Regions from separate parts of the Homo sapiens genome. Here region 2 is linked to region 1. Evidence: chromatin contacts called from ENCODE Hi-C or POLR2A ChIA-PET data. All regions are on one chromosome and are shown on one strand. The core of a region is the stretch at or near the end of the contact, and the rest is flanking DNA. Distances in the headings are between cores, read along the strand shown.

What was found. Hi-C counts contacts between places; a loop is a spot of excess contacts on that map. ChIA-PET counts read pairs that join two places held with the same protein, here RNA polymerase II (POLR2A). Pooled maps may share reads with other maps.
Region 2: a loop to region 1 is called in a map of endothelial cell of hepatic sinusoid, with 3 times the contacts of the local background. The contact joins two enhancer-like sites. A Hi-C loop is called at or near these places in 2 of 168 maps with a recorded cell type or tissue (CD14-positive monocyte and endothelial cell of hepatic sinusoid), 2 of 37 single-sample maps with no recorded cell type and 2 of 50 pooled maps. POLR2A ChIA-PET finds 5 or more read pairs at or near these places in 7 of 52 experiments (CD4-positive, alpha-beta T cell, HepG2, OCI-LY7 and 3 more).

The regions. Positions count from the first base shown.
Region 1 is chr2:42,080,610-42,087,583 of GRCh38, forward strand. LOC105374531 (a long non-coding RNA gene) reads right to left here. Exons shown (of 2, transcript XR_940001.1): 2 at 2,865-3,411. Among named protein-coding and RNA genes, the nearest start is that of PKDCC, 36 kb to the left of the region's middle. RefSeq lists an enhancer at 5,941-6,000. Within about 2 kb of position 3,567, at least 6 of the 41 ENCODE cell types and tissues checked have a DNase peak (open chromatin) inside an H3K27ac peak, as active enhancers do.
Region 2 is chr2:42,114,969-42,121,785 of GRCh38, forward strand. No RefSeq gene overlaps it. Among named protein-coding and RNA genes, the nearest start is that of EML4, 51 kb to the right of the region's middle. Within about 2 kb of position 3,368, at least 12 of the 41 ENCODE cell types and tissues checked have a DNase peak (open chromatin) inside an H3K27ac peak, as active enhancers do.

The sequences.
Region 1 (6,974 bases), core at 2,317-4,816:
CTTAACATAATGAGCACCTGGCAAGATATCTCTTCCCTGGTAAAGTTCACTGAGCCCCCAGGCCCTGGCTCCCTGCCCTTCAGCTCTGTGAGCAACCCCCCAACACAGCTCACTGCTCTTTCCCACCGTGACAAGTGGATCAACAAGCTGGCCCTTTGGATGAATAATGGCAATCATGTTATTTCTTTGTGGTGGTTGTTCCAACTAGTACTATGTTTTATCTTACTATCTTACTATACATTTTTATTTTTGAAAAGGTAATTCTTGAATATGTTTTAAAAAAATTCAACAATAACAAAGCATATACAGTCAAAAAACTAGTAGTTCCCTCTGGCTCCTAACCTAAGCATCTGACTCTGTTCTCCAGAGGCAGACACTGTCCCCTTGCCAGCATATATGGAGAGGCTGAGGTGGGGTACACTCCACACCCTGTTCCCCTCCTTGCTTTTTTTTTTTTTTTTTTTGAGACAATCTTGCTCTGTTGCCCAGACTGGAGTGCAATGGTATAATCTCGGCTCACTGCAACCTCCACCTCCCAGGTTCAAGCGATTCTCCCACATCAGCCTCCCAAGTAACTGGGACTACAGGCATGTGCCAACATACCCAGTTAATTTTTGTATTTTTAGTGGAGATGGGGTTTCACCATGTTGGTCAGACTGGTCTCAAACTCCTGACCTCAAATGATTCACCCACCTCGGCCTCCCAAAGAGCTGGGATTACAGGCGTGAGCCACTGCGCCAAGCCTCCCTCCTTGCCTTTTTCACCTAACAATATATCTTAGAGGTTGCTCATAGCATACATACAGATCAGCCTTATTCTTCCTATCAGCTTTAGGAACTGTAATCTATACATCAGGTCCCCTAGTGATGGACACTTAGCTTGTTTCTAGTCTTTTGCTATTACAAACATGCTACAATAAATATATCTGTTAGAAATATAGATATTTTTGTACGTCTGTTATAAAAATGTTAGAAATGAAATTTCTAGGTTAAAGCAAATTTGTATTTAAAATCTTGACCAGCCTGGGCAACATAGCGAGACATCCCAGGAGTTAGAGGATTCAGTGAGATATGATCATACCACAGGACTCCAGCCTGGGCAACAGAGCAAAACCCCGTCTCTTAGAATAAATAAAATAAAATCTTGATAAATATTGCCAAATTGCCCTACAAAATGGTGTTCCAGTTCACTTGTACCAACAATATGTGAGTCTTGGTTTCCTCAACAGTTTTATCAACCTTCCACCAAACATTTTGCTTTTTGCCAATGTGATTTTTATAAAGAATGGTGTTTTGGTGTAGTTTTAATCCTTTTCTTTCTTTCTTTGGGATTTTTGTTTTGTTTTGGATTTATGTTTGAGTCAGAGTTTCATTTTGTCACTGATGCTGGAGTTCAGCAGCGCAATCACTGCTCACTGCAGCTTCAGCTTCCTAAGTAGCTGGTACTACAGGCGTGCACCACCACACCCAGCTAATTTTTTTTATTTTTTGTAGAGACAAGATCTCCCTATGTTGCTCAAGCTAGTCTTGAACTACTGGCCTCAAGCAATCCTTGCCTCCCAAAGTGCTGGGATTACAGGCACGAGTCACCACACCTGTCCTGGATGTCTTGTAGAATAGATGAGTGTGAACAGGAAGTGCTTGAGAGAACAAACTGGTCCCTGGGCTCAAATCCCTACCCAACTGCTTATTAGTTGAGTGACTGTGGGCAATGCACTTAACTTCTCTATGGTTTTGGTTCCTTATCAGTAAAAAGATATCAGAAGAATAACATTTTTCATATAGTTATTGTGAAAATTAAATGTATAAACAAACATAAAGCTCTATATAAGTTATTATTTTTTTCATATGTTTAATGACCATTTGCATTTTTTCCTGTGAACTGTCTATTCATATCCTTTGACCATTTTTCCATTAGCTGTTATTTTTTCTTTCTGCAGTATAAAAGCTCTTTATGTATTTAGGAAATTAATCCTCTGTCATTTGTGTAGCAAATGTTTTCCCCAATCTGTCCTTGTCTTTTCACTTCATTTAAAGCACTTTGCCATGTAGAAATTTTTAATTCTTATGTAATTAAATATATCAAACTTTCCTTTTGTGACTTTTGAACTTTGTGCTTTAGAAACCTCACTTCTTGAGGTATGAATGAAGAGAAACCAGAACTACTTCCTGTTTTCACTCCCTGCCTTTCCTTCCCTGGCTTTCTCCCCATCCTGTGGATGAGTCAAGGTTACCTCCCAATCCCACCTCAGTGGTTTTTCCACACTGGATCTCTCCCCACCTCCATCTCAGGCCCCTCAAGAGTAGCACCAATGAGGCCACTTCCCTGCTCAAGAATGTTCAATAACTCCCCATCACCTACTGGACTAAGAACAAGCTTCTCATTAGAGGCATCTTCCTAGATGACACCAACTTACTTTGCAGGCTGGTGATTCCCCTAAATGTCCCCTGTCTTCCAGTCCAACTCTACTTTTCAATGTTCACTTCATCTTTCCCACCTCCCTGACCTTCATCACACTATTTCATCTACCTGCAAAGGCTCCTGCCCATGTCTGCCCATTAAAATTCTCATCGTTGAAGACTCATCCCAAATAGCCCTTTTCCATGAAGCATCCACTGGTCCCCACCAATCAGATATGAGCTCTTCTTTCCTTGCATCTTCAAAAAAACCTTGTTTGTTCTTTTCCCAAGACATGCATCTCAATCTGCCTTAAATAATAGGCTATGGTGTGTCCCCCCTGCTTACAAGAACTCCATGAAAAATGTGAGCTGTGTTTCAGTTACCTCTGCATCTGTCACAGCACCATATCCTTTTGGTGAAGTATAGTAGACACAGGCCATCAGATCAAATGGGAGAGGGGAATATGAGGGAGTTACTGTTCTTTTACTAAACCATCACATCCAGACAGCTGGGCTGGAGGCTGCAGGAGATGCCTACTGAGCCAGTTTCTTCTGCTATGTCAGACAGTGGATATTGGTTACCCTTCTTTCAGTTGCAAGTGAAAGAATACCCAATCCTTAAATAAAAGAAGATTTGGGCGGATTCTGGGGCTCCAATGTTGTCACCTGGAGCTGGTCTCTCTCCAGCCTTTGGCTTCACTTCCTGTGTATTGGTATTGGTTTTGTTGTCAGACATGCTCTCCCATGCAGGCAGATGGCAGCAACAGCTCTAGCAGTCATTCATCCTTCCACATCATCCCCAATTCCAGTCCAGCGAGAAAGAGCATTTCCCTCTCTCCCAGCAGCTCCAGCAAAGGTTTTTCCGCCTTTTGCAAGCTTTTATTGGGTTAGATATCCAACCTTTACTAAGATCACAGGAATGTACTGTTCTGATTGGTCAGGCCTGAGCCCAGATCCAAGAGTTGAGTAGACTCTGTAAGCACATGGGTGCAGTGTGCAACCCGGAATAATTCTACAAAAGGAAATTGATGTAATGTTAGCAAAAGAAGGAAGAACAGATGCTTGTTAACCAAAAACACCAAATATCTACCGCACAAAATGGAGAACATTGCTGCTCTCCTGAAAGACGGAGATGGGCCTGAAGCACCAACTCTGAGCTATTTTGCTCCTTCCTGCTGCTCTCCTCTGCCCTGGAGGCAATGCTTCTAGCTTCCAAACACAACATGGTCCCCCAAGGTTTGTGGCTCAGCCACAGGACCAGTGTGAACAGATCCTAACCAAACCCCAGACCAGGCGATGGCTGGTGTGGTCCAGCTGACTCCAAGTTGTTAGAACCATGAGTCCCAGCCTGAGTCCCAAGAGTTGCAGGATTGTTTATCTTTGTTGGGGAAAAACTGTAGCCAGAGCCATAAATCACTGCCCAGCTGGATGGCCTCGCTGAAATGTTTGTTTAAACAATGAAATCTCCTGACGGACTGAAAATATAGGATGGATCACCCTGTCCTTCTCAGGCCCAGTCTTGCAGGCTGGAGCCCAGGGCATAGAGAGTGACTCAGAATTGGCTCCCCTCCCCCACTCTCCACCCCTCCCACCCCCAATATCAGCCCCAAAGAATGAAGCCACGGCATAGCTAATCCGAAACAGCAGATAATGCGAAAGCCATGTCTATCAATCTTTGAAATGCAGTCTCTGGAATGGTTCGCATTGGACGTGCCTTCCTGATGGAAGTAGCATTGCTTGGCTAATATGAACAAGAGGATGTGGAAGGGGCAGCCTCTGAAAGAACACTGCATGGAGCACCGTGGGGAGATCTGGCTCTGCCCTGACCACTGTTGGGTGTGGGCAAGTGACTTCCACTCTCTGGGCCTTGGTTTCCTCCCTTGTTAGATGAAGGAGTTAGACTTGGTCTTTGTGCTTCCTTTCAGCCCTTGCCTGCTAAGTGAGGTGGCTGTGCTTTTATATGCCCCAAAGAAAGACCAGATAAACAGGAGCAGGCAGGGGAAGAAGATGGGGAAGAAGAATAAGGAGGAGGGTTGTTGAATTAGATGAATTCCCACTTAGGGAGGCCAAGGCAGGCAGATCGCTTGAGGTTAGGAGTTTGAGACTAGCCTGGCCAACATGGTGAAACCTCGTCTCTACTAAAAATACAAAAATGAGCCAGGCATGGTGGCAGGCACCTGTAATCCCAGCTACTCGATAGGCTGAGGCTCGAGAATTCTCTTGAACCCAGGAAACAGAGGTTGCAGTGAGCTGAGATTGCATCACTGCACTGCAGCCTGTGTGACAGAGTGAGACTCTGTCTAAAAAAACAAACAAACAAAAAAAGAATTAGATGATGCCCTTGCAGTCTCTTCCTGCCCTAGGATGTCTTCTTCTGAGTTCTCTGGCCCTTCAGAGAAGGAGAGAGGGGAAGCTGCTTACTAAAGGCCCCATTGGCAGGCCCATAATCAGGAGCCTGGTACACTCCAAGGAGGTCACAAAGAGTGTTCCACTGATTCTGGGATGGGGGTGACATGGACCAAGTCAGACCTCAGGACGGGCCACTGCCCAGGCAGGACCTAGCTTCTGGGAGCCTATCTAGGCTGATGGAGATCAATGAGGGGAAGGGAGGATCCAGAGGTACACAATCTTCTTCTCAGGAATTTCCTACAGGAAAAAGGGCAGCAGAGACCTGACCCTTTCCAGTGTGGGGGCTGTGACCTTGGCTGTGCCATAGGAGCCATGACAGGCCTGAGATAGAGTATGTGAGCTGGGGTATTGACAGGTCCTGTCATTGGTTTGCCAAGTATTTTCAAGAACATATGACCTGTCACGTACAGTGGGAGGCACAGGGAATGCAAAGGTGAATAAGACCAGGGTTCTGTGAGAGTTTGCAGTGGGATATTCCAATGGGGCGAGCCATGGGATTTGCAACAGGGATTGCAGAGGAGATTGGGAAAGGATCGTAAAGGCATTTGTTAAAAGTTCCAGGAATGAGGTGTGAAGGACGGCATGTGGTCTTTAATTAAGACCTGCAGTGGAGGCTATGATGGGATTGCCTGTTGGGGATATAATGGGATGTTTTGGGGTTGGTCCAGCAGCCGTAAAATGGGAATATAATGGGAGTGTGTTGGTAGATATAACAAAGTATGTGTGGGGTGGGGGTCGATAGGATAATCCATTGACAGAGCAGCCTTTCCTGACAGCTCAGATGAGATCAGATTCTTCCTGTTGATATGGTCTCATAGTATCATATTTATCATCTATTACACTTCCCACAATTGAAATGAGTCCATTGTTTTGTACTTATTTGCTTAATGTCTATCTCCTTTACTAGGCTGTAAAAGCTGTCGGGGCTGTTGCCATGGAGGGAGGCATGGGTGTTGCTCACTACTGTACCCCATTCTCCTCCCCGCCCCAACACACAGCCCAGGACTGGGCACATAGGAAGCTCTCAATCAATAATCACTCATGGAAAGAATGGATGGAGACAGGATCTAGAACTAGCTTAGCTCCATGATCATCAAGGTGGTCAAGCCCCCTCCCCAAATCCAGACCCAAATCCTGCAGGGTTGCTCAATGTCCTCAGAATAAGTAACGGTTTTGTTATTGAATCTGGAGACTTTGGTTTCATTTGAAGGGAGGTGTTGCCATCTGGTGCCAAATTGGAGAAATACACTGAGAGAAAGTTCCTTCTGCTCCAGTTCTAGCAGCCTCCACTGACTACCCGCCCGGTGACCGTCAGCCAGCCTTCAGCCCCAGCTGCACAGAAATCAGTCCCATCTTCTCCCACTGCCTCGGGAAGTCAGGCAGCAAGAGTTCAGAAAACAGAGACCATGCAGGCCCTGTGCTGGACTACCCCTTCATCAGTCCCTCCAGTCAGCTCTCAGGTCATCATGGGCGCACCCTCACTCCTTCCTAACTTTGAACCCAAATGCTCATCCTGAAAAGCAGCAGCCCAGTGTGGGAGCAGGAGCCACAAATGAAGCTTTGATTCCACAATTAACATATGAGAAATTTCTCATCATCCGAGATTTTATTTTGGTCAATCCAGTTGACCCGCTCTGGATGGTGGGCACTGATGGAGATTTTGGAGACAAAAGACTTGTTTCTATATCATATCCTGTCATTGGCAGATGAGTATATTCCCCAGAAGTTAACTTTTTCCTCCTCTTTCTCTCCTCTGTCCTTGCCTTGAAAGCAAACACCGCTTGGCTCACACGACAATGGGGCCCAGACTTTTTTCAAGTCCAACATTGAAATCAAGCTTACAAAACAGAGAAAATGGAGATTTAATCTGCAATATAAAAGGATGAATTGCTTTACAATGTGAGTCACTACAGTTTCACTGATTCAACAAATATTTGTTATGCTCCTACTGTGTGCCAGGCATCTTTCTAGCCACAAGGAAATCAGCAGTGAATAAAACTCCAGCTCAAAGGGGTCTACATTCCAATGGAGCATCTCTCACCATGGAGCTCCTTATCCTGTGTCCTCTCCTGAAAGCAGGAGCAGCATCAGCACCCTCCTCACTACCTCACCTAGCAATATGCATATGACATCTTAACAAGAGGACTGAACATTGAAAGGACGGCT
Region 2 (6,817 bases), core at 2,118-4,617, 34 kb after region 1:
TTCCAGTGTTCCATGAGACACAATTAGGGGCTAGTGAGCCACTGACTTTTGAGTTGGAAAGTGACACATGGGGAAAGCAAAGTTTTGGAAGATTGATCTCACGGTAGAATATAAGGTGAACAGGAGAGAAAAGAGCCTGGATTCAGGCAACACAATCAGATGATTGGATACAGGCTCAAGATTAGGGGGTGGGTTGCACTACACTGGAGCGGAGAATGGAGAGCAAAAGCACTGATTGAATGCACAGTCTTCTGTTGGATCCTGGGATGATACAGAAGTGTCAGAGTTCCTGGGTCTTGTAGGAGTTCCAATGAGCATCAATCAAAAGTTTGATTGTAAGGCACAGAAATCAACTTGGACCAGCTAAAGCAAAAAGACCATTTTTAGGGAAATAGGGATGTGTCACAAAGAACTGCATCTAGGTACTGGAAATCAACAAAAAGTTCCCCATCTGATCTCAGCTTCTCTGTGTGTCTACTACATACACTATCTTTCTCCTCTTTTCTTTCCTCTCTACCCCCTACCTCCCTCCTCTCTCTTTTTTTTTTTTTTTTTGTTTTTTGGTTTTTTTATGTTTGTTTGTTTGCTTTTGGAGACACGGTCTCCCTCTGTCACCCAGGCTGGAGTGCAGTGGCTTAATTACTGCAGCCTCAATCTCCTGGGCTCAAGTGACCCTCCCACCTCAGCCTCCTGAATAGCTGGGACCACAGGTGCAAGCCACAGTGCTCAGCTAATTAAAAAAAATTTTTTTTTCAGAGATGGGGTCTCACTATGTTGTCCAGGCTGGTCTCAAACTCCTAGGCTCAAGCAGTCCTCCCGTTTCAGCCTCAAAAAGTGCTGGGATTACAGGTGTGAGCCATCGCACTCCACCTTCTCTATAGTTACTGAGTTTGCGTGTTACACTGAGTTTACATCTTACATTTCTAGCCATATCAGAAACGACCTCTGCACCTCTCTTTCCCAATTTGAGATTTCTAATAGAAAGAATCTTGTTCACCCAGCTTGGGACTCATTGAGTTATGACCAGTGGGATAGATTTTAGAAGATAAACATGTCTATAGGGACTTACCGTGTGAATTAGTGGGGGAGCCGCTTACCAGGCAGAGGGGTCTGCTGTAAAGTGATACTGTGACTTTAAATTGAAAGTAAGCTTCTAGAAGAGTTGAAGAGGAGTGGATTATTGTTGAATGGATGTATAACTAATGAAGCTTTAAAGGAAGTTTATTAGAAAGTCCATGTCCTTGTCTCTTTCCCAAACTCCTTTAGTTCCCAAGTCCTGAAAGAATCTATGGATAAGGGAAGCAGAATACTATAGTGGTTAAGAGCACATGCTCGAGGTTAAACTGTCTGTATTTTGGATCCTGGCCTTGAGGACTTGGGCAAGTTACGTGACCTGCCTGAGCCTCAGTTTCCTCACCTGTAATATGGGTATCACGAGGAATAAATAAGGTAATATGTGTAAAGTGCTTGGCACAATGCTCTTGATAATGTTAGCAACATAATTTTGTAATGAAAATTAACTGATGGGGCTGAAATGTGCATCAGCAGATCCAAATATCCTTGATAAACTGGCCAAAAGAAAGATGAATTGGCAGAGAGGCAAGTGTTCATCTCAGTTCTCCAGATATCCCTGCAAATGTGGCCTCTGGAGTAGAAGATTTAGGGAGAAAAATAAGCCATGAAGCTCTTCTGGCACCAACATGAACTTCAGGGATCATGGGACATTTGGGCCAGTAACATTCCTCTTTGTTCCTAGAGATTTAATATCTACCTACCAACTAAATGGCCTTGATTTGGAGGAGAGAAGACAAGAAGAGGAATTGCTTTCAGCTGGTCCTTGCCTTTAACTAACCAGGGGTACAAAAATTTTAAAATACAAAGGAGACCATGTGTAAAACATTAGTTAAGCTCAGATATAAATCTAGTCTTTGACCAGTCCAGAGCTAATCAATATGCTTTTCTACTCTCTTTGAACTTTTGAGTTTTCTGGCAACAACAAAAATCCCAAACCTCATCCAAAACCGTAGTCCAGACAGCCCAGTTTCTGCACTCCCTTCCTTGTGTCACATATTGTTGACAGAACTACTCCCGTTACCACATTCATTCCAGTGGTGATTCAAATTCTTCTGCAGAAATGGACTTGAAAGACAGAAAACTGCTCCTGTAATCACTTAATAAGGAATCTTGGATGAGGAATACAGAGCTATGAATATGGATTTACTCTTAGCCTTTATGGATGCCTTTTTCTCAGTTATTTTCACTGAAAATCATGATGAACTGATTTAAATATCAAGGTAAACTGAGATGGAAAATTACCGATAATAAGAGTTTTCTGAAAATATAGATTGGCCTCTTTAAAGCACATCGAGTTTGTTTTGTTTAAATTACAAATTCACATATATTTGAAATGTGTTTAAATGTGTCAGTTTTAGGCAAAACTAAACTATTTGATTCCTTTCCAAAAATCAGGAATTTGCTTTGGAAAAAAACCATGCAGTTTGATTTACAAAGCAGAGCGGGGGGGAAGTAGTGGGTGAGAAAGACCCACCCAAAGGCTGCAGCCAGCTTCCCCAGGAAGATTCATAACCATGCCACAATACTGTCCTTCAATTCGTTCCAACAGATTTTACTATAACTCTAAATCATTAGAAGCAACTGCTGCTATGACTAGTGCTATCTTTGCCTCAAAAAGAGGAAAAATCAGGACATACAATATAATCCCCTCAGGATCTAGGAGAGAAATCAGCCCATTTGTCATAAGAACTGAAAACCTCAGCTAAATAGTATATGAAACATTGGTATTTCATACCTTGACATTACATATTTTTGAAAATAAAGTAAGCATACACACAAGAAGTGGCTAGATGCAGCAGTTATAAAGTGGCTTAAGTTGGGTTAACTAAATATAACCTAGAAAAACCATCTTATCTATTGCAAATTATTTCCAGAAAAAGGTAAGAAAAATCCAACCAACACTTTTTAAACATCCTGAGCTATTCACAGCAAGTGAATCTTTACCCTTACCAGATGTATAAACATTTACATAAGGCAGGAGGTTCAACACTTGGAGAGTGTAATCAAGGCAGTAGTAACGCAGTGCTCCTCTCTTTGACTTGAATGACTTCCTCCCCATTAGGGTCATTATTGTTTTGCAGTGTCCCAGGGATGAAAGGACTTTGAAAGGTCATGTGTCTTGTGACCCAACTAGCAGCATCAGCATCACTGGGGAGAAACTCAAGCAGAAGCTTGAGTCTACTCCACTCTTGCTGACACCAAATCTGCATTTTTACAGGATTCTTGGGTGAGTCACACACATATTCAAGGTTAAAATATGCCACCCTAGGTCTTTCTCCTGCTTCTGAGCAAAACTGGGCACAAGGGACAAACTAGTTTCCTTCAGCCACTTTCAAATCCTTTATAGAGTGTACTGTGTGAGTCACTGAGAGGAAAGAGGAAATAATACTTATTTAGGGAAGTCTTGCATAACTTAACAAAGTTAGTAACTTCTTCAATACACTCAAGTACCTATTTTTGGAAGCCCTACAGGTTAGGTCAAAGTAAAGAGAAGCAAAAAATGGAGTGAGTTCTAGTAAAAAACTCTGACAAAATAAGGGAAGTGTAGAAGCTGAGTCTATGAGGGATGAGAGAAGCAATTTACCAAATTATCAGATCCAAAATCATCTCTGCACTGTAGATGATTTATAGCCCTGGAAGCTTAGAGGCTTGAGTCTCTTGCTGTATTTCATTTCAAATTAGTAATTTTTATCTAGGGCTTCCCTATGGCTTAAAGTGAAGGCCCTGGAATTTCTGAAGTGAAATTATCTGATGATTTTTATGTATGGTCATTCTGTAGTTATCCTGTAAGTTTCATATTTGTAACAAGACTGGAATCCGAACAATAGAAAACTCTGTGGCAGTAAGCCAAAACCTGATGGACTTAGGAGAGTTACGTATGTGTGTTTCAGTGGTCCTCAAATTCAGCTGCCTATTAGAATCACCTGGACTTTGAAAAAAAAAGAGCTTTCTTGAGGTATAACTGACAAATAATAAGACAAACATATTTCAGTATACAATTGGATGAGTTTTGACATGTTATATTCTTGTGAAACCATCACCACAATCAAGCTATTCACCCCCCAAATTTTCGTGCCCCTTTGTTGTCCCACCCTTCTTTCTGCAACCACTGATCTGCTTTCTATCACTATGGATTAATTTGTATTTTCTAGAAGCTTAAATAAGTGAAACCATATGGTGTGCATGTTTTGCAGGGAGAGGGCAGGGGGAGCTGGTTTCTTTCACTCGGTGTAATTGTTCTGAGAGTCATCCGTGTTTGCATGTGTTAATAGTTTATTCTTTTTATCGGTAAGTAGTATCCCATTGTGTGGATGTACCACATGTTGTCTAACCATTCACAACTAAAGGATACTTGGGTTGTTTCTCATTTGGGGCAATTGAAAATAAGCAGTATAAACTGCTATAAACAGTCATGTACAGATATAAGCATGTATGTTTCCATTTTTCAAGGTAAATACCTAGAAGTGGGTATGGTAAGTGTATGTTTAACTTGAAAAGAAACTACCAAAATGTTTCCAAAGTGGTTGTACCATTTTGCTTACCTACCAGAAATGTGTAAGAGTTCTAGTTACTCCACATACTTCCTAGCAGTTGATATTCTCAGTTTTTTTTTTTATTTTAACCGTTCTAATAGCTGTGTAATGGTATTCCATTACAGTACTAATTTAAATTTCCCTAATAACTACTGAGGTTGAAAAAATCTTTCATGGGCATATTTGCCATCCTTGTATCTTCTCTGGTGACGAATCTTTCATGCCTTCTGCTTATATTTTAACCAGGGTTTTGTTTTGCTTTTTCTTAACTGTTGAGTTTTAAGAGTCTATATATACTGCAAACAACTCCTTGGTAAGATATATGATTGGCAAATCCTTTCTCCTAATCTTTTTATTTCCTTAACAATGCCTTTCAAGAACAGAAATTCTTAATTTGATGCAATGCAATTTATTAGTTTTCTTTTTTCTTTTTTTTTTTTTTTTTTTTTTTGAGACGGAGTCTCGCTCTGTCGCCCAGGCTGGAGTGCAGTGGCGCGATCTCGGCTCACTCCAAGCTCCGCCTCCCGGGTTCACGCCATTCTCCTGCCTCAGCCTCCCGAGTAGCTGGGACTACAGGCGCACACCACCACGCCTGGCTAATTTTTGTATTTTTAGTAGAGATGGGGTTTCACCATGTTGGCCAGGCTGCTCTCAAACTCCTGACCTCAGGTGATCCACCCGCCTCAGCCTCCCAAAGTGCTGGGATTACAGGCGTGAGCCACCATGCCCAGCGTATTAATTTTCTTGCATGGATGGTGCGTTTGGTGATCTGAGAAATCTTTACCTAACCCAAGGTCACAGAGATTTTCTCCTGTTTGCTTCCAAAATTTTTATACGTTTAGATTTTATATTTAAGTCTATTTTGAGTTAATTTTTGTATATAATGCAAAGTTTAGAATGATGTTTAGTTTTTTGTCTATAATCTATGAATATCCAATAGTTCTAGCACCATTTATTGAAAAGACTGATCTTTATCTACTGAAGTGTCTTTGCACTTTTGTTGAAAGTCAATTGACAATTGACCATATATTTGTGGGTCTATTCTGGATTCTCTATTCTGTTACATTGATCTATTTTTCTATCTCAATACAAATATCAAATTGGGTATTTGTATTAAGACAAATATAATTTGTCTGGGTATTTGTCAAGACAAATAAAAATTGTCTTGATTACTGTAGCTTTATTGCAAGTCTTGAAATCTAACTTTATTCTTTTTCTAAGAAAAATATGAATTCTAGATTAAGCTTGAATTTTAGAATAAGTTTGCCAGTTTCTGAGAGGGGAAAGCCTACTGGAATTTTGATGAGGATTGCATTGAATCTACAGATCTATTAGGGGAAAACTGACATCTTAACAATATTGAGTCTTTCAATCCATGAGCACAAAGTCTTTTTTCATTTTTCTCAGCAACGTTTTCTTAGTTTACAGATCTTACAGCTCTTTTGTAAGGTTTTTATCTAAATATTTAATTATTTTGTACTATCATAAGTGTTATTATTTATATAATTTTAATTTCCAAGTATTTATTGAAACCATTTAGAAACAGTTGATTTTTTATATTGATCTTTTATCCTGCAGGCTTGTTAAACTCATTTATTAGTTCTGTAGCTTTTTTGTAGAGTCCATCAAATTTTCTACATAGAGAGTCATGTTATCTGAGAATAAAAACAGTTTTGCTTCTTCTGCTCCAATCTTAATTCATTTTATATTTTTTTCTTGACTTATTGCACTGGCTACAACCAGTACAATGCTGAATAAATATAGTGACAGTGGATAGCCTTTCTTTGTTCATGGTCTTAAAGGAAAAGCATTCAGTCTTTCCCATTAAGTATGATGTTAGCTTTAGGTTTTTCATAGATGCCCTTTCTCAAATTAAAGAAGTTTCCTACTTTACTGAGAGTTGCTTTATTTAAAATCAGAAATGAGGCCAGTCACAGTGACTCACACCTGTAATCCCAGCACTTTGGGAGGCCAGGGTGGGAAGATTACCTGAAGTCAGGAGTTCGAGACCAGCCTGGACAACATGGTAAAACCCTGTCTGTACTAAAAATACAAAAATTAGCTGGGAGTAGTGGTGCATGCCTGTAGTCCCAGTTATTTGGGAGGCCGATACAGGAGAATTGCTTGAACCTGGGAGGCAGAGGTTGCAGTGAGCCAAGACTACACCACTGCACTCCAGCCTGGGCAACAGAATGAGAAAAAAAAAAAGA